Regions from separate parts of the Mus musculus genome. Here regions 1, 2, 4 and 5 are each linked to region 3. Evidence: chromatin loops called from intact Hi-C (ENCODE). Cell type or tissue: left cerebral cortex. All regions are shown on one strand. Region 1 overlaps Fmod (fibromodulin). Region 2 has its middle 36 kb from the start of Gm28441. Region 3 overlaps Atp2b4 (ATPase, Ca++ transporting, plasma membrane 4). Region 4 has its middle 6.9 kb from the start of Gm31515. Region 5 overlaps Gm41954 (a long non-coding RNA gene).

Region 1 (5,000 bases), 310 kb before region 3:
TCAGTAGACCTCCACCCCCACCCCGTGCCAATGCAAAGACAAACAGTGCAGGTCTGGTTCATGAGGTTTGGTTGGCTGGTTTTGTTTTTTAAACAGAGTCTCTATAGCCCTGGCTGTCCTGGAACTTACTGTGTAGACAAGGCTGGGCTGGAACTCACAGTGATGTGCCTGACACTTCCTCTCGAGTGCTGAGATTGAAGGCGTGTGCCATCATGCTCAGCTCTCTTGAGGTTTTGAATGTGAACAGGGACTCAAGGAATTTGGACTAGAAGCCATTTGCATTAAAGGATGGCAAAGGTTTTATGTATATTTTTCCCATGTTCTGAAATTTGAAGTGAGGCTAAGGTGAAATGTAATAGATAATTCGGTGGAGGAAATATCAAGATAGCATACGGGCTGTGGCATGGCTGGCTGCTTTGGGGACGGTTTACAGTGAAAATCAGGATTAAAAATAATTTCAGAGCAGAAGGATGCAAGAAGCACATAGTTTAGCCATGGCTGTTTAAGGTTATAGATAAAGAAACTAACTGTTAACAACAACAGTAGAGGAAACTGGGCACTTTGTACTAAGACAATAGGACGGTTCCTCAGGGCGCTGCAGAATTAGTGAGACTTCAAACAGGATTCAGGGTGTAAAACTGCAAACTCATTTGAAAGACTTCTTTAAAGAGAGCATGCCAATGGGGTGCCCTACTCACAAGGGTGTGCCTAAGGGCAGCTTTTCCTGGGTTCAGCTGCCTAGGCACTCAGAGACCTCTGTAGCCATAATCCAAGGAAGCCCAGCTACCACTCAGGCCAGCAGTAGAACTCGGCATTGTATACACCATGCTAGTTTTCTAGGTATGAAGAATGCAAGAGTTTTGGGGTGATGGAGGTTTCCTGCAAGGTTCCAGAGAAAAGTCTGTGTGGCCAGGCGACATGTAGTTATGCTGTGGAAGAGGTCTGGATGTCTAGGCACGAAGCAATGGAGAGAAAGTCTGAGCTGCAATGGAGACCCTGTGATGCTGCAGATGCCAGGAACATAGACTTTCTAAGGAGCATGACTCAAATAAAGAGACCGTATGCACTGCAAGCATTATAAGGACTATGGCCAGGGCAGCTAAAGTCCATTGGAAATCACATCATGTATGCTGTCCTAAATGCTGGGCATGCAGCTACAGGAGTTGACATTCCCCCTGCTGGGAGTTGGTTTTGCCTTAGTTCCAGTTCTCCCCTTACATCCCCATTCCTCTTTTAGGAACAGGATGTTCCCCCTGGACTATAGACTGAAACCGGGCAGCATCCTTTTCACTCACAGGGCCTCATGGCTAGAAGGTTGTCTTGAGTCCCAGGAGAGTCTTTGAACTTTGGTCTTCTGAAAGGTCTTGGGATTGTTAAGACTCTTGAAGTTCGAGTTGAGCAGGGGATGGCACACACCTCAGCACTCAGTGGCAGAGGCAGGTGGATCTCTGAGATGCCAGGCCAGCCTGGTCTACAGAGTGAGTACTAGGATAGTCAGGGCTACACAGAGAAACCATACACACACACACACACACACACACACACACTCATAAATATATACTTATTATATATAATATGATTATATATAAAATATATAATTATATATTTTTTAAAGGCTTTTGAAATTGGGTTAAAACATGTGAGAAGCCCGAAAACCTCTGGAGGCTGGGGGTGGGCTCTAGAGGCTGGGGGTGGGCTCTGGAGGCTGGGGCGGGCTGTGCTGGTTGGGATTGTCCTTCTCAGGCTCCCATTTGAATACTTGTTCTGCAGCTGGCGGTGCTGCTTTGGGAAGCTATGGAACCATCAGGACGTAGAGCCTAGGCAGAGGCAGGTCCTAGGAGTGTGCCTTTGAACGACATATTGCTTCCTGCGTTGCTCTCTGCTTCCTGGTCTGCTGTGATGTGAACAGCCTTTCGCCACACACTCTGTGCCATGAACTGAGTTTCTCCCTCCCGTGGTAGAGTGAGAGCCCATGAAACCAAGAGGCACACTAAATCCTCCCTCTCTTAAGTTGCTTCTATAGGGCATCTGTAGAAGCAATCCCAAAGAATTAGTACAGTTGACGTAGCTGAGTTGCTAACAGTCAAAATTGAAAGGCAGTTGTGGTTTGGGCAGACCCCTCCATAAGTGTCCCTTCCCCTCCCCCTTCTCCAGCACCCCCCCTGGTGCCAGATCTTCAAGACTCGCACATCTCCACATTCCATCATAGAATACTCTCCAGGGCATCGTCAGCTCACTCTGGAGTTGGGGCAGTCAGAATTTGGCGTATATTCATCTCAGCCGCTTCCCTTTTTCCCTGACTGGAAGCCACACGTGCAGCTTCCATCATTTCAAGGCAATGTTAAGTGTTTAGCCTGGCACTTGGCACCAGAAGGGTTTCAAGAGACCCGTTCTGAGAGGAGCAGAGAGTAGGTAGGCGACTCCCTCTCAGGTTTACTTCTTCCAGAACCAAGTGGGTTGTGCATGGTGGTGCAGCGTTCAGTTTCTGACAGGTGCCACTAGAGGGCAGCAGCCATTAAGGCAATAATACCCAGGTTCAGTCAGATCCAGAATTACTCGGTTGACAGGAGAGGAAGAAAAGCATGTAGAATATGTGTGTGTGTGTGTGTGTGTGTGTGTGTGTGTGTGTATTTCTGTGTGTGTTTATTTGCATGTATGTGTGTTTGCCTGTATGTATTTGTGTTTATGTGTTTATATGTTTGTGTATGTTTGTATGTATGTGTTTGTGTGTCTATGTGTTTGTGTGTATATTTATAGGTGTTTGTATGTGTATTGTATATGTTTGCATGTGTATGTTTGTAATGTGTTTGTGTATATGTTTGTTATGTGTCTGTGTGTATGTTTGTATGTGTTTGTGTGTTTGTATGTTTGTTTGCCTGTATGTATTATGTGTTTATAAGTCTTGTTTGTGTGTTTGTGTATGTTTGTATGTGTGTGTTTGTGTGAGTGTGTTTGTGTGTGTTATATGTGTATTTGTGTGTATCTCTGTGTGTCTCTGTGTGTCTTTGTGTGTGTGCGTGTGCAGGACAAATAATGACAATAACAGAAACAAAAATAACAAACAAAACCCAGCCCTCAAACTCCGTTTTTCTTTCTCTTGCGAGACAAAAGGGTGGGTAAATAGTGAGAATAGATCTAGGAGCTTTCATACCACAACACTTGCTAACTTGAGTTTTTATATAGGCTACTCTTTATAAAGAGCTGACACGGTTCAAGGCCTGTGTGTCTAGGTACCCCGAGGCGATGCCGAGGGCTGCCACCAACCATTCCATCCTTGCAGATGCACTTATAAAATAACTTTATTGGTTAGGTTGGCCGCCATTCATGCTTGCTTCATGCTGAGGGCTCTTCAGAGGCAGGATGGTGATACATGCAGGTGCTTCCCAAGAACCCTGGCCAGGGCAGCCTTGCTCCGCAGGTGGCACTCCCCGGTTGAAACAAGCTGGTTTGGCTTTTGTGGATTGCAGTTCTGGAACCCGTAGCACAGTCTAAGCACCCCGCCCCACCCTGTCCTTTCCAGAGAAGCTTGCTCCCAAGTGCACACAGAGTCAGGGGTCTAAGGCAGGGACCCACCTCAGGCTAGCATCTTACAACTGCTTCTTGCCACTCGCTACCCTGGTGGCTCTATCCCAGTGGGGTCTAGAAGAAGCTGTTGGTTGTACCTAGGCAATATCACCTTTAAAAAGGAGAAGATGGGGCTGTTCTTAGACAAACTACAAATCACAGGCACCACTGGGCATAAGGCGGACTGCATAGTGTGAATGCAGAGGAAGCCAGGTCTAGTGTCGGCAGGACTTGGGCCTGGCAGGGCTTCTTGCACCCCAGTGAGCATCTCCACAGGGCTGGTTCCTGATGCTCTAGCATTATGGACAAACGAGCTATTGAGATCACCCCCTAGTCTGGGTTAGTGGGTAGGTCCTCGGCGGGTGGAGTCTGCCTCTGCCATTTGCGTAACAACCCTTCATACTAGACCAAAGGATGAGCAGAGGCTCTTTCTCATGTTTTGAAAACCACGCTTGCCCCTTCGATACTAAAAGCCCAAGAAGGGGTGCAGATCATGTTGTGTCAGATGAAACTGGAAAGGGGGCTGCCCCTTCAGTTCTGCTATCCTGAGGTGTGTCTCTTCCCCATCTTACTATGGATACTGATAATGACCACTGGACACTTCCCTCCTCTGATAGATCCTCCATTATAGAGTCGGTTATCCCCTATGTTAACAGCTCATCATTATGGTGTTCAATATGGTGACTTTAAACAGGTGAGGTGGGGGTAAGTGTGTGATTTTAGCCATCCGTTTAGCCTCAGATAAGAGTGTGCCCTTAGGGTGTGGGTGTCTCCTGACTGCCTAAGACATTAGAAGAGGCCCCAGTGAAAGAGGGCAGAGAGGGTGAGCTGGGGCTGGGAGGAGGTGACTGGGCAAGAGGTGTGTTGTGATGTTTTGAGGAGCAAAGAGCAGGAGCCCAGAGCAACTGCAGAAGCAGCTGGCCATGCTGTTGAGCACAGCTCAAAAAAGGTCAAATTGGAACTGGTTATATGCTACTGTCCAAGCAAGAAGATTTTGGGGCTAGACTCTATAGCTATATTTCTTTTACCACCAAATTCATCCCCCTGCAGAAACTGGCCTGGCCCCTGATCCCACCTAACTCTGCCTGTTGGAAGGAGATTGAATAAGATCCTGTGGACTTCTGTCACATGCGTGTCCCAGACCATCCAGCAAAAGCCAAACATGCAGCGGGGTGGCAGGGCATGTACCCCGAGCCCGGTGCACGGTGCACGGTACTCGGAGCCCGGAGCCAGGAGCCCAAGGCGAGGCCCCTCAGATCTCGATGAGGTTGGCGAGGCGCAGGCAGAGTGGGGCGTCCACCGGCATTGCGCTGCGCTTGATCTCGTTCCCATCCAGGCGTAGCACCTGCAGCTTGGAGAAGTTCATGACGTCCACCACCGTGCAGAAGCTGCTGATGGAGAACTCTGGCGGGACAAAAAGGGAGGGCGGGTGGGAG
Region 2 (5,000 bases), 63 kb before region 3:
TGGCTTAGCTGTGGGGGCCTTTTTGAAGCTTGATGAATAGGTTTGAAGCTATGATAATCCCGTTCTCCACTATAACCTGTGAGGTTACGTTAGCCTGCCTTTCATAAGCATATATATAAACAGGAGTGAGTGTGCCTGCCGAGGTGGGTGTGGGAATGTATCAGTCAATGAAGATATGTTGTGTGAGCCAGCTGATGGTGCATGTTAGTACTTGAAAGGCATAAGGTTCCATGCAAAAGCTATGGGTGATACTGTTGCACAATGCTGGCAGGTGGGTGGCACGGGGGTGTGGTTAACAGTTTATAGGCTATGTCTAAGTGGGTATGAATGTCTCAGTGCATACAGTCTAGGATGGAAATGTGTGACATAGTGTGCTACAGTGGGGAGGAAAAGCTCGTGGGCACTGGAATGGGTCTGACCTGCCCTTGAATCCTAGCTGTCATTAACCAGATTAACTTTGGGCAAGTCACTCAATCTTTTAAGTTCCCCAACCATGAAATAAGGACTAAGTAATGAGACTGCCAGGACAACTAGAAACAATATTGTAGATGCAAAAGTTTGGGTGTGCAACCAATACATAGGCAAGAAGCTGGTCTGTACCCTGTGGCCATGCCTTTGGTTGGGTACACAGGCAAGAGAGAGCAGTCTGTGATCTGTGTGTGAAAGGGTGTGGAGGCACTCTGAGCAATAGTCTGCCAGTGAACTCCCAGTTCAGACGGGGTCAGTAGGGCGAATGCCCACAGCTTCCTCAGGTTTCTGGGGCCTGGGTCTAATTCAGTCAGAGATCGAGAGACCTGGAGGAGCTGCAGGAAGCAGAAAGGCTTGCAGACACTTCCTTTATTTCCCCTCCACATAGCAACGGTTGAAGACCGCTGCCCACATCCACTCCCACCTCCACCCACACACAGTCCTGCTCTGCTCCTGTCAACAAGTAAGAAACAGCGCAGGAGGAAAGCCAAGAAGATAGAGGATTCCCCATAGCCTTCCCCATTCCGCCTTAAGACCCGAACGTGTAGCATCATCCCGCCGCGCCTTGTACTTGGGCCACCTTAAGAGCTGAGCAATGCTCTGGCCTTTCGCCAAGCCCCACCCCCGCTGGCTCGCGCTCCGCCCCTTTCTCCTCCTGCTCTGCTGGGGGAGAGAGCTGGGGAGCCCCAGTCTGGCCGGAGTTGGCTGGAGCTGTTGCCATGACAAGCATTTTCTTAAGACAGCTCTGCTGTTGAGACTGTCCTAGGCTGGGGGGTGGGGTGGGGGCACGAACTTCTTGGGGGTCCATCCCTCCGAAGACAGCGAGATCAGACACCCGCCCAGCTCCCTGCACCCATTTTCTCCCAGGGACGGTCCTTCGCGTGGAAAGGTTGGGGAAGAAGACCCAGCCCACTCCCCCCAGCTGAAAGGCCAGAGCGCAAAGCCAGCATCACTAGGTGGTTTGCCACACTGGGGAGAGCGGTGGGTGGCCACCCCACCCTACTCGGTCCATGGAAACACGGAGGGACGGTCCCGCTCGGAGACACCTGGATCTTTGCTAGAAAGAGAGGTAGGCTTGAAGAGAATGAATTGGCTCGGGGTTTGCAAACTTTGTTTCTTTCTTGCCTCTCAACGGCTTTTCAAAGATCCCGAATTTCCTCAAGCTAGCAAATTCTGGGAGGGGTGGAATGTCAGAATGGGAGAGAGAGGTGTGTGTGTGTGTGGAGGAAGATGGAGAGTGATTTCTTCAACATTATATTTCTTCCCTGGGTTCCGAAGAATTAATCAAACAAGTGATTTTTTTTTTTTTTGCGTTTTCCTCTGGATCGTGGGATTGGGGGGGGGGGCGGGAATGGAGGGAGTGCCTATTTCGCACCCAAATTAAGCTCTTGGAAGAAGTATTTATTCCAGCCGACCTCCCTCCCCGCTCCTGCCCTCCCCCTCCCCCTTGGCTTGGGAACCAGCCGCAGAATGGAAAACTGTTGCGGAAAAAAAATATTTTCCGCGTCTGTTCCCTTTCTCGAAAGCCCCAAAGAGAGATAGGGGAGCGAAACAGATCCAAATAAATCTTAAGCGGGAAGGAAGGCCTTGGGGGCCAGGGAGGGGGCACCCTGGGGCCATGGTGGAGATGGGCTAGGAGAAGTTGGAGGGTGGGAACCAGGAGTACACAAATTCAATTTCTTTGGCTTTGCATAGAAACCTCAGCAGTTTCTCTCTGAGGCTTACAAAACATCCTCAGACTTTGACGTCTATAATTAGCTGTGGAAAAAGCTGGGAGTTCCCTCGCACTGCTGTTGTTTGAGTGAGTGTAAGCGTCCAGAACCAACTGTATGAGTGTCTCTGAGGGCACCGCCCCACGCATCTCTGCGTCTATAGGGAATGCAGGAGAAGGGACTTGAAAAGTTTTCAGTTTCAAGCCCCAGGCTGTGGGGCTTGTTGGCTTGGGCCGCTGACCCTTGAGAGGGTCCTTGAACAGGTCCCATAAGAGGTTACCATTAAGGCTGAGATTGCCTCCCACCCTTTCCTCTCTCCCTGTCTTGGACCTGGGGGCCACTTGACATCTTTTCCCAAGATGAGTTGAACCCTGCTCTCTGGTCCACCCTAGAAAGAGTGCCTCCTTGCTTCTTTTCCAGCTGGGTGGAAGAGATGGAAGGACACCCCCCCCCCCATTCCCCGATAAATCCTGGGAGCAGAGACAGGCAGCCCTGGCTAGAGCCTCCTCCTTCCAGGGCACTCCTACAGGACTCACAATCCCCTCCAGACCCCGTGCCAGCATGTGCTGGCCAGGGAGGGTGGGTTCTGTGTCAGATGGAGAATCAGGCAGTCACTGTGATACCAAGAGGGGAGAGGGGACTGAAGGGAGGGAAAAGAAGTCCCTATTCTGCAGACCAACTATCTCCTCCTCCAGTTGGGGTGTCTGGCAGGGAGTCTTCAGATCCACCTGCTCTCCCCCCCCAGCTCCTCCTATTCCTGGTTCTTCCTAACTAGAGACCCTTTCCTGTAACCCCACCCCCACCCCCTTGCTCTGGGTCCTCCTTATCTGGAAGGGAGAAGACCAGGGTTGTTCCAGGCAGGGATCAGCATGGAAAGGGGCCTAGGGGAAAGGGGAGATTTCACAAGAGGGCCCTATGAATCAGGCAAGCTAGCTAAGCCAGCTACCTGTCTGGGTTATGAGAAAAAGCCTTGCAGAGACCCTGGGAAAGAGACAGAGGCTAGGAGAGTTTAAGGGTAACCAGGAAAGCCTCAAGAGTACGCCTTCATTTGGAGTGTTTGGTGATGGCTCAGACTGTACCTCTCTGCCACTGTAACCTAATTGTATTTCCAGCCCCAGGAAGAATTGATGTCCTTATTCTATAGGAAGGGGAGGAGAGAATCCTGGGGGCAGACACTGGTAGACAAGGATGGCTGCTTCCTGAAATGCCTGCTTAGATAAGCGCACTAGGGCACCTGCTCTAGTGGTCTTGTGTCCTGCCTCTAGGGCAGCTGTGGTGACTGCTTTTCAGGCCAGCTGTTGCTCCCAGCTGTGCAACCGGGAGGGGCTGGGAATATTGATTCAGAATTTGGGCCCCCTCACCTCTAGCTGCCTCTGTGGCCCGCCCTATTGTCAGCCTGTCAGCAGCTGGCTCCACCCTCCTGCCTGGTTCTGCCCTCTGAGTACTCCCTCAGGAGAAAGGGCTTAGAAGGAGTAGAGGCTTCTGGCCTTCCAGTCCCTGCCGGTCCCTCATTCCCTTCCCCTTCCATTTTCCATCTCTGTGTCCCTGGATCCAAGGTCAAGTTGAAGGAGCTTAGTTTGTCTCACCCCTCACATTCCCAGCTTCTAGCACAGTGCTGAGACATACAGAGGCACTCAGTCAACACTTGTGAGAAGAAAAGGGCAGCTTAATTTCTTAAAAAACATCTGGGAGGGAGGGTGCATCTGGAGGTCAGAGGACAATGTGTTCTCTTCTGTATGATGTGGGTCCAGGGCACCCACACTCAGGTCAGGAGAGGCTTCGAGGGAGGGGACCTTATCTACAGGTCCATCTTGCTAGTCCCGAGGGGTGGAGTGTTAGCATGCGGAGAGTCAGTTGCATGCGAGGTATCAGAAGGGGCCCCTGGTTTGCCCTCTGTTCTATAGCTTCTCCTTGTTCTGGGAACCCTGCTCACTACCGAGACAGTGGGAAGGAGTGGCTGAGTCAGATTTGTCACACAGCTATGGTCTTTGATGTCTGAAGAGAGTCAGAAAGAGGGTACTAAGTGAGCACACACATCCCACCCCACCCCCCTTGCACCCCTGAACTAGAAGAGTCAGAATCTACCCAAGGCTTGCTGCTGGGTAGAGTAAGGTCCCTGAGCAGGAACAGCAGGGGCCTGACTTATGTCACACTCTCAGTTTCTATAAGATCTAGAGAGGAAGGGGGACCTAGGCTAGCTCTTCCCCAGCCTTGCCTGTCAGCAGCTCAGACTGCCAGCTGAGACTACTAAGTTGACTCCTCTCGGTACCCATGGTTCTTTGCTCTTTATTCAGTGTTCTGGGCCTCAGGACCACCCCTCCCCCCACCCCTCATTAAGATCTACCAAACTTTGAAAGGAGATGGAGAGTTTGTTTATTTGGGGTGCCTAGGAGCCCAAGAAGCTTGATACTACCTTACAGGTGATGGGCCCCACCCTGAGCCTGCCCTTTCCTAGAAGGGTATCTGCCAGGCCATCTGTGTTCCTTCCCTGCAAGTGCCTCCCAGAGATGCCACCCACCCAGCCCATTGCCTGATCCTCTCATCCATCCCCCTTTCCAGGAGAAGTAGGATGAAGAGGATAGGGTGGGGCAGGTACTCTCTAGGTGCATTCTTACTGGACTAACAGCATTTCTCCACTCTTTTCCCCCTCTAGAAAATAGATGGTATACACGTCATTCTAAATTGACACAGGATCATACATATTTTTGTTCTATTCAAATATAGACTATTTATCATTTCCTTGCGGTGGGGAAGAAAAGAGCAATTCAAAGGTGATTTCTTGTACATGAACAGCACACTATCATTTTCTCCAGTCCTATC
Region 3 (5,000 bases):
TTATCCGGAATGGTCAGCTTATCCAACTCCCAGTGGCTGAGATTGTGGTGGGAGATATTGCCCAGATCAAATACGGTGAGAGCACCATGTTTCTCTAGCCAACAACATCCCCCTCCCCAGACATCTGAAGAATAGGTCCATTGACATGAGGAGCTGGGAGTTTCTGAAAGCCTCTGCTAACCCGTCAGTGAGAATTTAAGGGGGTTGTGGGAAGAAATTCTGAAGAAAGCCATAGCCAAAACTCGTCCAAGTCAGACTTTTGTCCTGTATGGCTTAGGAGTAAAAATATGGAATATTTAGGCTACAGGAAGGTGTTGATTCAAGATATGTGTGGCACTAAGGATCAAACCCAGGGCCATTGCAGTATAGGTAAGCCCTCTGCCACAGAGTCCCAACGCAGCTCTAGAGTTATATCCTTTTTACCCCTTTATGTGGAGGCTCTTGACATTCTCATGAGACCATAAGGAGAGCATCCCTAAGGTAGAGTGGAGGAGTTGGATGGAGGTCCGTATGACTATCCCCTACCAAGTCTTACCCGTTCTCCCTTATTGTCACCCTTTCCCTTATGCACTAGGTGACCTGCTGCCTGCAGATGGAATTCTAATCCAGGGAAATGATCTGAAGATTGACGAGAGCTCTCTGACAGGAGAATCAGATCATGTCAAGAAGACTCTGGACAAAGACCCCATGTTGCTCTCGGGTATAGTATCTGGTTGCCCAGGTTTTTATCACAGCCTCTAGATAGTAGGGTCAAGGGTTCGGGGATCTCTTCCCTCTATTGGCTCCAAGCTTTCTTCTTCTCTTGGTTTGAGTCAGAGTAGAAACGTGGTTATTCCTGATGCAGGGATGTCAGTAACCTGAAAGACGTTTTTCATTAAGTGTTACAGGAGTTCTGTTGTTTGAGAGGATGGCATAAAGTTAATATGTTAACCTTAACCTCTGTCTCCTTGGCCTGTTTTAAACAGGCTCATCTAGCTTTTTCTTGCTGCCTACTAAATTAATTACAATCCACAGAGAAAAGGGAGCACCATGCTCTTATGTTTGTATTTCCTAACAGATCACAGCTAAGAACATCAGACAGCACTCATCCCTCTCTGCCTTCTCCTTTCCCTTCTGTAGGGACTCACGTGATGGAAGGTTCTGGACGGATGGTAGTGACTGCTGTGGGGGTCAACTCCCAGACTGGAATCATCTTCACCCTCTTAGGAGCTAGTGAGGAAGAAGATGATGATGACAAGAAGAAGAAAGGTAAGGGGCGTGCCGAATGAGATTCTCTCATCCCTGTGACTGAACTAAAGGTCGGAGAGCAGATCCAGACGGAAGAGCTGTTAGGAAAGTCTGCCGGGACAAAGCAACAGATACCCAGCCTCCTAGGCAAGATGCAAATGTCAGTTGTGAGGCTGGAGAGGTGGCTCGGTAGTTAAGAGCACATATTCTTGCAAAGGACCGGGTTCAGTTTTCAGGCCCCACATTGGCAGCTAACAACCATCTACAGCTCTCTAGTTCCAGGGAATCCTGTGCTTTCTTCTGGCCTGTGTGGACACCAGGCAAACCCATGGTACATAGACATATATGAAGGTACACACACGTGCATACACACACACTCGTCGACCTTGTGTCTCTGAGGAGCACCAATGAAAACCATCGAACCCTGACTCAAATCCCTCAGGTCAGATTGCATTTCCTCAGTCCCTGTGTCTTCGGTAGGTTGTGAGGGGTAGCCCAGCCTGAAAGAGCAGGCAAGAGCTCCAGCCAAACTGCCTCCATGACGTCCTCCTCTTCCCTTCCCTTCTTCCTCAAGGACTGAGGGGTAAAAATGAACTATCCCAGCTAAGAGGGAAGTGACTTAAAGCAAAACATGGATCCCACAGAAACTGTGGGCTCTCCGCTGAAGACAGGCACAGCTGGAAGATAGGGAGCCAAGAGACTATGTTCATCCCGCAATTACCCTAGTCTTGGTCACTCACTTCTTCCTGAGGTAGGAACATCAGGAGAAAGAGACCCAGATGTGAAAGCCAGACTCAGGCCTTTTTTTGAGCATTCCTTCTTCCTGTGGGAAGAAAAGGGTTTCTAGCACTTGGCTGAGAATCATCTGAGGTACTTAGTAGAGAGAAGCTTATGAAAGAGTAACACTCTCTCAGAACCCAACTATTCATTTTTACAGCTGCCCTCAGCTGAACACCTAGAAAGCTTGCCTAGGGCCTGTTGAATTGACCTGAAGATGCATTTTAGGGCCTCGCCACAGACAGCTATCTCCAGCCTCTCTCTCCCTAACTCCCACCCTCATTTTCTCAAGAGCTGTGACTCAAGACAGGAGCATCCTCCCTCCTAGCTGCAGGAGAAGCTCAGGCATGACCGTGTGTGCAGCTGTCTGATGCTTGGCTCCCAGGGATCCATTTGAATCGAGATAGGAAGGATGACTGAGCAGAGACGTGAGCTTCCGTTCCAAGTATCTCCCTGCCCCGCAGACCTCCTCCTTCACTGTCACCCTTCTGTGCTGGGAAAGGACAGAATTGGATATCAGATCATCTCTTTATTCTAGTTACTTTGGGTCTCCACCCCGCTTTTTCTTTCTTGTTCAAACAGGTAAAAAACAAGGAGCCCCTGAAAATCGCAACAAAGGTAACCTCTCCACCCACTCACGTTCCATCTCTACCTGCCACGCTCAAACCAGACCTCTCCAGGCCATCTGCCTCCCTGCCCTCTCCATAATCTGTTATCTGCTGCTGTGGCCCAGTGCCTCATCCTGAGGATGGTGCAGAGATCTGGGGGTGGGCTTCAGGCAGAACAGCAGCACCCTCTGCTGTTAGCTTGAGGAAGCAATGTCCACAATTCTTTGGTACCGATCCGCTCTTCTCAGCGCTGAGCTCTGCTTCACTGTCCGCGGCAGCGGCAGTTTCTGGGTTGGAAGTCACGGTGGAAGGTGTTGGCCAGGCAGTCCCTGCACCCTCCTCTGCTAGCCGCCTCATGGGTGTCTTCTGGTTTGTATTTCTTCTCTGTTCGTCTGCTCTGAGGCTTTGGAAAGAGACATTTCCCTCTGCCTCTCTGCCCACTTCTTTCTTTGTTCTCACCACAGTCTGTTTTGTTCCTCCTGATATGGTTTGTGTTTCTCTTGGTGGCTGTGTCTGCATCCCATCTCCGTCTTGTTTGTGCATCCGACAGAAGAGACCGTAACTCAGGAGGGAGTTCCTAAGCAAACAGTGACGTTGGAGGGGGACGGGGACCAGCAGGAAGTAGTCTTGACATGGCTCCTAAAGTAGTTTTTCCCCCATTACACACATCATAGTATTCTTCAGAAATAAAGTCACCATATTGGATCACCCGGGCTTAAGGAGAAAGAACTTGAATTTCAGGTCTCTTTATTCTTCTTCCAAAGGGGAAATCCTGGGTTTGATGTGCCCGTGCTCTCTGCTTTGCCTTCCTCTGTGTCTTTAGAGCAGCTTCTATTCTTCACCCCACCCCCGCCCCAAAATACTCAACTCAGGTCCTGCTCTGTACCTCCTTCTTCCCTTGTCCTTCAACTTTTATAGAAGCTGAAAAATAACTTTGGTCTTGGGAGGGGTGGGGTGAGCATCTGTCTTTCTTCCCTGATTGGGGGAAGTGGGTTTTAACAGAATAGACTAGGGCCCTTATGTTCTAGAAACATCAGCCCTTTGATCCCTTTCTACAGTAAACATTCCCTGTTTTAAGGTCTGGATTCCAGAGAGGATGCTTAGTAAGGGGATAGATGGCCTCCATGGTGTGATCAATCCCCTTGTTGCTATAAACCTGGCCTGTGGCTCTGAGGGATGCCAGGAAGTTGTGGTAAAGAGAAAATCCAGACCGAGAAGCATCTTCGACCTCATCTCCAGTTGTCAGACATGTCCCAAAGGCCCTAGTGGAGTCCTGTGTCTGGCATGGGTGAGGACCAGTCAGGGGTCTAAGGAACATTCCAGGAAGAGACAGAAGGGCATCTTGCCTTCCACCTGCCTGCCATCCACTGCTATATTCTTGCCTGCTCACTTGCTCTGTCCGTGTGTCTACCCTAGCAAAGACCCAGGATGGAGTGGCCTTGGAAATCCAGCCACTCAACAGCCAAGAGGGGCTCGACAGTGAGGACAAGGAGAAGAAAATAGCCAGGATACCCAAGAAAGAGAAGTCGGTGCTGCAAGGCAAACTCACACGCCTGGCTGTGCAGATCGGGAAGGCGGGTGAGTGGTTAAGCCTGCCTCCCATTGCAGATTTGATGTGATGTCGCCACATGTGCTGGCTGCTTCACCACATCCAGCAGGACTGGCCCTCAGGTGGCTCCTGAGCTCCAGAGAGCTGTATCTTTGGTCACTGTTGGGTTTTGAAGGGAAGAGATTTCCTCCTATGTAGAAAGGTTAATAGCCTGAGGTCTCTTTCATACAAATATTGGGGGGGGGGGCTGTCATGCTAACAGGAAGGAGACCTTAAGAACTTTCAACTGTCCTGGAATCCTTCCAAGGACAGAGTTTGCTTTAGGCAGTTCCCTCCTTAGTTGTGGAATCTTGTGGCCCAGCACAGAGCAATAAATACACAGTAAAGATGTGGAGACCAAGGAAGACTGCTTAGTCTATTCAACTCTATTCACAAGAGGGGTCTTATAGCCAGAGTGACAAGTGGCTTCTCCATCACCCACCCCTACCCTTCCCTCCCATCCTCTGGCCAAGGGGAACAGCAGGAAAAGGAACCTTGTGCAGTGTCCCTTGAGGTGTGGTCTGTCAGTGAGTATTCTGTGACCTCAGACTTCTGCTTGCCACCACCATATTCAGCCTGCTTCTCTGGGCACAATTCTCCAGATGTCCTTGCTAAAGTGCAGACTGCCTTCCGAAAGTCTATGGCGGGGCCTGAGAGCCTCCAAAGATCTGTGATAGACACAACAGCAGCAACCGTTTACAGCCTGCTCCTGAGTAGCCACATGGGTCCAGTAGCTGTCTCACTGGACAGCACCAAGTCAGAGCATTTGAGTATCCCAGAAAGTTCTGGAGGGAGTGTAT
Region 4 (5,000 bases), 120 kb before region 3:
TGCAAGCATCCAGAAAAGCGAAGCATGCAAGTCAGGACCAGGAGAAAGAAGAGAAGCAGAGCTCAAAAAAAAAAAAAAAAAAAAAAAAAAAAAAGCAAACAAACAAACCCTAGAAGGTGAATCGGGGTTGGACCAGCTGAGTGGGTGGGAACCAGAGACATGGGAGGGTCCGGGCTACCTCCGAGGTGCACGCTGATGTTTTGTTTTGTTTTTGTTGTGTTTTGTTTTGTTTTTCTGTCAGAGGACTGAAAGCCAGGGAGGAGGAGGCTACCAGGGAAACAGAGGGAAGGGCAGGTTTTGTTTTTTTTTTTTTTTTTAACAGCCAAATAGAGCTGTTAGGCGCCACTCAGGCTGAGAAGCGCCGGGATTGGTGGTTCCGCAGCTCCAGCTGCTTTCAAACGCAGGCAGCATCCTGCAGCCTCCAGAGGACTTAATTCAATTCAACAAATGCTATTGAGCACCTACTCCTAACAGGGGAAGGGAAGCGAGAGGTCCGACAATTATTGACTACTTAAACTGTGTTAGCAGAGTGTTAAGTGCATTTATAGGTCAGCTCATCTCCAGCCACAGTTGCCTCAAGAACGCGCCATTTACCTGCAGGGATCTGAGAGAGTGAGCGTCATTGTATCCTGGTGTGAAGGGTAGTGGCAGTTCGAAGGTTCCCTCTCTCTAAGGGGAGTTGTTGCACAACGAAATCAGAAGGTTGCAAGTGACTGGTGTACAATTATTTTTAAGCAACACTGGGAGTGCTTTGGCTTCCTTAACTAGAAAGCTCACAAGTCAGCCGATGCCAGGCTCAGCTCCAGCCAGCACTCTAGTGTGCTGACATTTCTCCCACTTGCTCATAAATGAGTAAGTCCTTCAGCTCCTTAACTAAAGCTCATCTTGGCTCCTAGAGAAGGCTGTGTGGATTGACGGCTTTGGAATCCCACAGCCTGGGTTCAAATCTCGGCTCCAGGAACCTTCTTGGGTGGGTGGTGTTAAAGCTCATTGCTTAACCCTTTCTTCTCCTGCTTGGTTTTCTTCATCCCTGGGTTGGAGTCAATCACTTGTCTCAGTCAAACACAGGAACCTTGGGATTCATTCTTGGAGGCCCAGGGGAAGTTCCTCACCTTGTAAAGTGGGGAGAGGAATCTCACATTCTCACCTTAGAACTTACTCTCTGGTGTTATGCAAACCTGGGAATGGGATGCAGGCCTCAGCCCCCCACGTCCCCTTCTGTGAAGTGGCTACAATAGTCAGCTCACTTCAGAGGGCCTCTGTGGTGAATAAACCAGAGCCTCCACACAATGTGTTTCTAACGGAGTCTAGCCCAAAGTCAGCATCCCAGCATGTCAACTATAATTCTATCTCTGCTCTTTTTAGAGTGAGCTTTCTTCTCTTCCGTAGTATAGCCCTTCCTCCGGGTAGAGAGAGATGGACAGAGGACTCCCTTGTTATAATATCCTTATAGCTTCCAGACCCCAGAAGACTGTTCTCTGTCCGTGAAAGTCTCAACTCTCCAAGCAGACTGGTCAGTTCTAGATAGGTAAGTGCTTGTCCCTGCAGCCCTTTCTGAAGTCAGAGGATGGAGAATTCTCACTAGCCAGCCTCATCTACAGTCCCACTCTGTGGGGATGGGGGCAAGACACCACAATTTATAGCTCTATTTGGGCCATAGAGAAGTTGGAGGATTCCTTAAAGAGGAGATGCCGCTGGGTATGATGGCACAGACCTGCAAATCCCAGCTACTCAGGAGACTGAGGCAGGGGATCCAGAATTCCAGGACAGCCTGGGACATATAGCAAGGCTCTGTCTCCAAGTGAGGCTGGGTTAGGGATGCTGTGAAGATGGAATAACACATGCTCACCACTCTGTTTGAAAACACAGAACAGGGAGTGAGGAAGGTAGAGCCTCCTCTCTGTGGAAATGTACATCGAAGAGAAGATGAGGACATCTACCTTGGCCAGCAGCTACAGTGGGAGCCTGTGAGTCACATCTGACTCGGGATTACTGCAACTGCTGTGAAGCTGGTCTGTGGGGCATGGTGAAGATCACACAGACCCATTCACCATGACCAGCTATGTTGGGGAGAAAAGGAGCTGCTGGCCCAACCGAAGAGGGTATGTGCTGGCTAGTTTTTATGTCAACCTGAGACAACATAGAGTCATTTGGGAAGAAAGAACTTTAGTTGAGAAAATGCCCTTACCAAGATGCTCTGTAGACAAGCCTATGGGACATTTTCTTGATTAATGACAAATGTGAGTGGGCCCATCCTACACTGGTTGTTGCCATTCCCTGAGTGGACCAGTCCTAGATAAGAAAGCACACCCAGCTGCTGGCACATGCCTTTAATGCCAGCATGTGGGAGGCAGAGGCAGGCGAATCTCTGAATTAGAGGCTAGCCTTGTCTACAGTAGAAGTTCCAGGTCAGCTAAGGCTGAGACAGAGAAACCCTGTCTTGTAAACCAAACCAACCCCCCAACTCCCACCCCCAACCCCCCCCCCAAAATAAAACAACTCAAAACAAAGCCTGGAGAACAAACCAGTGAGCAGCCCTCCTCCTGGCCTCTGCCTGGATTTCCTGAACTACAACAAGCACTAAGATGAAATAAACTCTTTCCTCACCAAGTTGCTTTTTAATCACAGCAATAGAGACACTAACTAAGAATAAAATCAGAGCCAGAAAGTAGACTGTGACTGTTTGGAGGAGGGTTGTGGAAGGACTTTGGAATTCGGTCTAGAAAATCCACTGAGTACTCCGAGCTTAGTGAGCTACTGTGGGAACTGAGGAGATAATGCTAAGGTAAGAGCAAGGCAGATGGTAGAGCCCTGGCTTGTGGAGTTTCAAGGGGCTGCAGGGGCTTCTGGAGTGACATTTTGAATTACAATACCATGGTTCTAGTCAGCTGAGGCTGAAAATCAGCTGTGATTAACAAGAGACCAGAGCCATTAACGTGAAACCTTTGCTTTGTTGGAACAGTTGATGCTGGCCAGCTGCGGCTGGTTAAGAAGAGATCAGCATCACTGCGGTCCATGAAGTGGGTCCATGAAGCCGCCAGCATGAAGTGCACCTCATGCTGGCAGCTGAATTTGGTGGTGTAAGAGTCACCCACGTGGTACTGGTTTTGAAGGCATGAAAGGATCATGGAGAACAGCTTAGCCTTGGCACTGCGTGGCAGGGCTGGAGTCCCAGAGAGAGCCCAAGTGAGGCTACTGATGAAGAGGAAGGCCAGTTGTAGTGGAGACCCAGGCATTTTAGAGATGCCAGTACCTTGTTGGATCAGGCCTGAGCCTATAAGACAAGCTGTATGTGTGTATGACTGCTGCCAAGACCCTTTGGGACTCAGAGAGTCATGAATGGGTCCCAGACACCAAGCACTGAACTTTATACATTGTTGACTGCTGGGTTTGCTTTGATTTCGTTATGACTATGTTATGATTTTTTTTCCTTCTTAGAATAAGAAAGTATGTAACTCATTTTTGATCTTACAGGAGGCCATAGTTGAGAGACTTTGAACTTTTGAAGAGACTTTGGATAATTTAGAGAGGCTTTTGAGCTTTGGAAGAGACTCTGGGTGTTTTAAGAGATAGGACCTTTAAAGCTTGAATTTTTAAAGACTATGAACCTTTTAAAAGTTGGATTGTGGAGCTGCAGAAATGGCTCAGCTGCTCTTACAGAGAACCTACATGGTAGCTCACAACTGCTTGTAACTCCAGTTCCAGGGGCCTTGATGCCCTCTTCTGACCTCCAGTGACCTCTGAACAGACATGGTGCACATACATACACTCAAGTGCGTGCGCACGTGCGCGCGCGCACACACACACACACACACACACACACACACAGACACACACACAGTGGTAGTTTGAATATGTTGAATATGCTTGGCCCAAGGATTGGCACTATTAGGAGGCATGGCCTTGTTGAGGAAGTATGTCACTGTGAGTGTGGGCTTTCAGACCCTCATCCTAGCTGCCAGAGGACTGACTAATCCTGGCTTCTTATGGATGAAGATGTAGAACTCTCAGCTCCTCCTGCACCATGCCTGCCTAGACGCTGCCATATTTCCTGCCTTGATGATAATGGACTGAACTTCTGAACCTGTCAGTCAGCCCCAATTAAATGTTGTCCTTTATAAGAGTTGCCTTGGTCATGGTGTCTGTTCACAGCAGTAAAAGCCAAACCAAGACAATAAATCACCTTTTAAATTTGGAATGTTTTATATTGTGGTGTTAATATTAATATGAGATCTTAAGAGTCAACAAGAAAGGAGAGGTTGTAGTTTAACAGTGATGTGCTTGTGTGTCAAGTTGACAAAGGGTCAATTCTGCCAGCTGCTTTTAATGTCATCTTAACATAAGTTAGAGTCATTTGGAAAGAAAGAATTCCAGCTGAGAAAATGCTCCCACCAAATTGGCCTGTGGTGCATTCTTGATTAATGATTGATGTGGGTGGACCCATACCACAGTGGGCAATGCTATTCCTGGGTGGGTGGTTCTGGTGGGTGAAGCCATGGAGAGCAAGCTAGTGAGCAGTCCTCCTTTGTAGTCTCTTCTTCAGTTCCTGCCTCCAGGTTCCTGACTCCAGTTCCCAGACTGACTTCGTAGGCTACAAGTTAGAAGACGAAACAAACCTTTCCTCCCCAAGAGGCTTTTGGTCATGGTGTTCCACCGCAGCAATAGAAACCTTAGCTAAGACAGGCTTTTATAAAACATAATCTGCAGAAGGAAGCGAGCGCAACAGCACACTCAAAATGCAGGTTGAAGTGAAGGAGTGTCCAGTAATTGTCCCAGAAAATGAGCAGTGATGGATAGATATTGAATTATCAAGACTGGGAGCAAGGTACTTACAGAGCTGAGGAGCACCATGAGTCAGATGCTGACACCACTTACGAGTCCTGCAGTTGGGAGAACTGTCATCCAGGAAGGGACAAGCCAGCAGCGTAAGCAGGCAACCTGATGGCAAAAGAAATCTAAAGAAAGCCCCTTCGTCCTTGATCTCCCAAACCCTCCAGAGA
Region 5 (5,000 bases), 100 kb before region 3:
ACCCGCTAGCTAGATATGGAAAAAGCCAGCAGGGTCCCCTTCCTTGGTGTCTGCTCCACACCAAGGTCATGATCTCTGTGGATGTAGTCACAGGACTAGGAGGGTGTTAGGCTGGTTGTTGCTTTAAGTTGTATCATATCTTTAGAAAGTTCTGGATGCTCTGGTAAAGGAATTCTATTAACAAGAGTGGTCTATTCTCTAAGAAGAGTCCTCCAGCTGTCCAGAATTGCTGGATGAGGGTATTGCTCGGATCTGCTGAGCACTGGTATCGAGGGCTCATTTTCCAGGGAGGAGACCTGCTAGAGGGGAGGCAGTTCCACTAATTACAAATAAATGTCTTTGTTCTTAATGAACAATCTGTCTTCTGCCTCCAACTTGGTTCCGTCTCCTGCTTTCTAGGAATGGAGCCCTGAGGTTCTGTGGGGGTGGGGACACCCACTCCTTGCTCTCCTGCCAGTCATAGCCTTTCAAAAAACCTGGGAGCTTGGCCTCTGGTATTCCCTGGGGAAGTTTGTGGGGAGAAAGGCCCTGGAAGCTTCGGGAATAAGAAAAAGAGGGAGATGGAGGAGGGAGATAGCCATCTTGGTAAGAAAGGTGAGGGAGCCTGGCCAAATTCCTGCAGGAAGGAGGAGCTTGAGCCCGCCTCTTGCCTTTCTCCTCTGAGGAGATGTTGTCCCTTCATCTCCCTCCTTCCCAGTGACTCGGGAAGGAGCATTCTGGGACTGGCTCATATTTTATTCTGGGCTACTTTGAGGGGTGCGAGATGGCAGAGAGGGAGAGAGACAGAGATGGGTGGTTAGAGCCTAGTCACTCCCCCTCTCTGGTTCCCACTCTGCCCTCCCCCACTGTGTTTTGAGGTTGCCAAGGAAACCACACAACTGAGCTGTGATCTGCATCTTCTATTTTGTTACACCAACCCACCCCGCAACCGGCAAACTTTGTGAGGCCAAGTCAGTGGGAGTGGTGTCAGAGCCAAGATGATAGGCAAGAAGAGGTGGCTGATGTCCTCCCACACAGCCGTACATGCTACGCATGCATCACACACACACACACACACACACACACACACACACACACACACGCACGCGCGCTTGTACATGCAGATACTCATGCCAATCCCTAAATACTCTCTCTCCAGCACACATATACACACAGCCCTACCTACTGAGTAAAGAAAATGAGAAACAAAATGGGAAAAGCCCCACCCTGCCCATTCCAAGCACAGCATGATCCGCAAGCCTGCATCCTTCTCCCATCTGAGCCTGCTCAGCTACTAGAGCATGGGTGTCACCCAACAGCCCACCTGCTGCTGCACTCCATCCAGGGGAGCCAGCAAAGCAAATCACCCTAGGGATGAATTCTGGGGATCGAGGGGGCAGCAAGCAAGAGAACAATCCAGAAAGTTCCTGTGGGAGTCATCTGTTTGATCCTGAGAAGGGCTCTGAGATTTGCTCAGCCTCACAGCTGCTCCCTGGCATGGCAAGTTCAAGTGCTCTCTGGATGCCACCAGAGAAGGTCACATGAGCTTTGCACTCTCTTTGTGGCTGAGGCACTGAGGACCAACAGCCACTTTCCCCACATCAGCCACAAAGCCGTGTGTGTGTGTGTGTGTGTGTGTGTGTGTGCGCACGCGCGCGCGCGTGCGCACAAGTGCATACACTTACATGTGGGGATGAGCGTGCATGTGGGGACCCGTAGTGAATTTCTAGAATCACCTTCCACCTTACTCATTGAGACACGCTCTCTCAGTCATACCCAGAGTTTAAGGAAATAGCTAATCTTCCTAGACAGCGTGCTCTGGGGATCCCCAGTCTCTGCTCTCTAAAGCTAGAACCACAAGAGGAACACCCTGCCAGCATTTCTGTGGGTTCTGCAAATCCAAATCTTAACCACTGAACCATCTTCCCAGCCCCTGGTGATTGTTTTTCCTGGGAGACCTGAGGTATGGACACCTGAGGAACAGTGAGTGGGAGGGGTCTGAGGTCAAGTACGAGGTCCACACAGCTAGCCTGGGGCAGATACAGTCTGGAAGGCCGGTGTCTGTTTAGAATTAAGTCATAGGACAGGCATAGCAACACATGCTTTTAATCTTGACATTTGTAAGTTAGAAGCAGGAGGATCTCTGTGAATTCCAGGTTAGACTGGCCTACATAATCAGGTCCAGGACAACCAGGGCTAAACAGTGAGGCACTGTCTTAAAATAAAATAAAGTAAAAATAAATAAATAAATAAAAATTAAAAAGGCAAAGAAATCAACTTCAAAACTCAGGAAAGAGATGTTGAAGGGAAGGCACACTTCCATTATGTGGCAGGACTTTGTGATAGGGTTCCAGGCTAGACCAGCCCTCACTACTCACATGCCACCTTCAACAGGTAATTGATGCTCAGGTATGCACCCCCTCCCCCACAGGCCTGATGTGTTGATCCCTAACAAGACATTCTTGTTGGGTTGTCTTACCTCCACACTGGTCTGAGAGTTTCTTTTCGGGGGGGGTCTTAGAATGACCCCTTGCCTGTGTACACCAATCCCTCACCCTAGTGCTCTCTTAGTAAGAACCCAGAAGTGTGTGAGTGAGGGACTGACTGAATGATCTGATCGTGCCTATGTGAGGCTCCTCCCATGGGAGAAGCTCAGTGTATAACCTGTCAAATGCCTGGCTGAGTGGGCTGCACGGGAGTCTCACCATGGAGACAAGGGCTGAGCACCAAGGAGCGAAGCCACGTTCTGACGCTTTTAAGTACTAGAGAGAAAGGCAGTTAGCAAATGACCCTCTCCACGAAAGGCCTGAGAGGCGCATCCTCTAAAAGGCTCTGCACAGAGGGGCCTGCTGGGTGTGCATCCAACAGTAACCACGAGGCTTGCTTCCGTCGCGTTGCTATAAGCCCATAATCATGTGGATTGCGATGCAGCTGCTTTGCAGTCATTAAGTCCTGATGTGAGGGCAATTACACAAAGGCCTGCTGCAGCTACCTGGGCCAGGAGTGGGCTGGAACTTCCTGAAGTGCTCCACCTCCCCTATTGGGAGAAGCATCTAGAAAGGTATAGGAGGGTAGCGAGAACTTCTTAAAATAGACAGGAAGAAACAGAAGGGAGAGAGGGAACCGGTGGGGGCCAAACCTGAGCATGTTGACAGGGTGGGAAAGTGGGTGCAGAGGAGCCACAGGCTGGAATGCAGATCCTGGTAGAGAAACCCAAGGCACAGAAGAATAAAGCCTGCCACCACACCACAGATGGGCAGCTAAGCTGAGCGTGATGCCTGAGTCAGTGAATCCAGCACTTATCACATGACCTCTGCCTGTCCCAGGCTCTGTGTTAGGGCACCAGGGATCTGAAAGCGTAAGACTGAATATACGACACACAAACCCTTGCCTTCCAGGGTACACAGCATAGTGACGGGGGTGTATACAAAAACCACAGCTGTAGACATTGACTTGGTAGATGTATATAATGCAACAAGAACACCATTCAGGGGCTTCCTCAGCCTGGAGGAGTCTGCTGGGCTCTGTGTTGGAGGATGTGCTAGCCAAGGAAAGAAAGCAAAAGGGACACACACACACACACACACACACACACACACACACACAATGGTAGGTGCAAATAGTGAGAAGCCTTGGGCTGATGGGAAAGAGTTCACTGACGCAGACAAAGACAGCAGGAGAGGGGGGAAGAGGGCCAGGGAAGAGAGGGCCACATGCGCTCAGCCAGGGAGTCTGGACTTCAATCCAGAGCTGATGGAGAGTCATTGATAGGTTTTCCTGGGGTGCGATGTGGTGAGACGTATTAGGAATGTCACGCTGACCACTCTACGAGAGGCGAACTGCAGTCAGGGAGAATAATTAAAAGTTGGCTACTGGGGCTAGAGAGATGGCTCAGTGGTTAAGAGCAATGACTGCTCTTCCAGAGGTCCTGAGTTCAATTCCCAGCAACCACATGGTGGCTCACAACCATCTGTAATGGGATCTGATGCCCTCTTCTGGTGTGTCTGAAGATAGCTACAGTGTGCTCATATACATAGAATAAATAATTCTTTTAAAAAAAAGTTGACTACCATTGTCAAAGTGAGAGATGTGTATCCTGCTTTCTGAGATGGGAGGGCAGGGGCCTCATCATGGTTTTAGTAAACAAAAGTTGACAGACACTCCTCAAAAGAAACTATGCAAAGACCAAACTGGAGGCAGAGGCACCCCAGGGCCAAAGAGCTCTGGAGAAGAGAACTTCAGCTGAAGAAGATGCACAGGAAGAGAAAGAGAAGAGACTGGAGGCCACAGAGGCCAACCAGCAGAAGGAAGGGGGAGAAGTAGGGTCATCAGGAGTAGATTGGTCCAGAAATCTATAAAGCTGCCATTGGGGTTGGCAAAAAAGAGGACAAGGGATGATTCTTCTTTAAAATCAAAAATCAAAGCCCACCTCCAGTGACACACTTCCTCCAACAAGGCCACACTTCCTTTTTTTCTTCCTTCCTTCCTTCCTTCCTTCCTTCCTTCCTTTCCTTCCTTCCTTCCTTACTTCCTTCCTTCCTTTCCTTCCTTCCTTCTTTTTCTTTCTTTCTGTTTTTTTATTAAAGATTTATTTATTTATTTTACTTATATGAGTACACTGTAACTGTCTTCAGACACACCAGAAGAGGACATCGGATCCCATTACAGATGGTTGTGAGCCACCATGTGCTTGCTGGGAATTGAACTCAGGACCTCTGGAAGAGCAGTCAGTGCTCTTAACTGCTGAGTCAACTCTCCAGCCTAAGGCCACATCTGCTCTAACAAGGCCACACCTCCTAAACCCTCTCAAGTAGCGCCACTCCCTGATAGCCAAGCATTCAAGAACATGAACCTACAGAGGCCATTCCTATTCAAACTACCACAGGTGTAGTGGCTTATACCTTTAGATGCTGTCACTCAGAAGGCAGAACCAGGCAGATCTCTGTGAGTCTGGTCTACTTAGCAATTTCTAAGCCAGCCTTAGCTACATAGTGAGAACTTGTCAAAAAAAAAAAAGCAAA

The links. A loop is a pair of places that touch in the nucleus more often than their neighbours do. Peaks named below come from ENCODE experiments on the same cell type or tissue, not always from the same donor. Only the 100,000 strongest peaks of a DNase experiment are listed, where the experiment ranks them.
Region 1: a loop joins it to region 3, with 11 times the contacts of the local background. A loop is called at or near these places in 37 of 42 quality-filtered maps.
Region 2: it touches region 3 in a loop (2.8-fold over the local background); 13 of 42 quality-filtered maps call a loop at or near these places.
Region 4: it touches region 3 in a loop (6-fold over the local background); 2 of 42 quality-filtered maps call a loop at or near these places.
Region 5: it touches region 3 in a loop (2.3-fold over the local background); 2 of 42 quality-filtered maps call a loop at or near these places.

The regions. Positions count from the first base shown.
Region 1 is chr1:134,046,442-134,051,441 of GRCm38, reverse strand. Fmod (fibromodulin) reads right to left here. Exons shown (of 3, transcript NM_021355.4): 3 at 3,162-4,968. The coding sequence ends at 4,817. Among named protein-coding and RNA genes, the nearest start is that of Fmod, 12 kb to the right of the region's middle. In left cerebral cortex, a CTCF peak has its summit at 2,481 (motif pointing right); DNase peaks (open chromatin) are centred at 2,487 and 4,842; H3K4me3 peaks cover 268 bases.
Region 2 is chr1:133,797,174-133,802,173 of GRCm38, reverse strand. It overlaps a transcript of Atp2b4 not described here. Among named protein-coding and RNA genes, the nearest start is that of Gm28441, 36 kb to the left of the region's middle. In left cerebral cortex, no CTCF peak of the experiment used is centred here; DNase peaks (open chromatin) are centred at 256, 1,084 and 2,245; H3K4me3 peaks cover 3,489 bases; H3K27ac peaks cover 1,633 bases.
Region 3 is chr1:133,734,238-133,739,237 of GRCm38, reverse strand. Atp2b4 (ATPase, Ca++ transporting, plasma membrane 4) reads left to right here. Exons shown (of 20, transcript NM_213616.4): 3 at 1-75; 4 at 575-700; 5 at 1,120-1,248; 6 at 2,587-2,622; 7 at 4,029-4,190. Among named protein-coding and RNA genes, the nearest start is that of Mir6903, 10 kb to the right of the region's middle. In left cerebral cortex, a CTCF peak has its summit at 2,804 (motif pointing left); DNase peaks (open chromatin) are centred at 2,409 and 2,794; H3K27ac peaks cover 532 bases.
Region 4 is chr1:133,850,302-133,855,301 of GRCm38, reverse strand. No RefSeq gene overlaps it. Among named protein-coding and RNA genes, the nearest start is that of Gm31515, 6.9 kb to the left of the region's middle. In left cerebral cortex, no CTCF peak of the experiment used is centred here; DNase peaks (open chromatin) are centred at 422, 801 and 1,920; H3K4me3 peaks cover 661 bases; H3K27ac peaks cover 1,365 bases.
Region 5 is chr1:133,838,403-133,843,402 of GRCm38, reverse strand. The region is part of intron 1 of Gm41954 (a long non-coding RNA gene); the gene reads left to right. Among named protein-coding and RNA genes, the nearest start is that of Gm41954, 4.3 kb to the left of the region's middle. In left cerebral cortex, no CTCF peak of the experiment used is centred here; DNase peaks (open chromatin) are centred at 42, 859, 1,778 and 2,749; H3K27ac peaks cover 676 bases.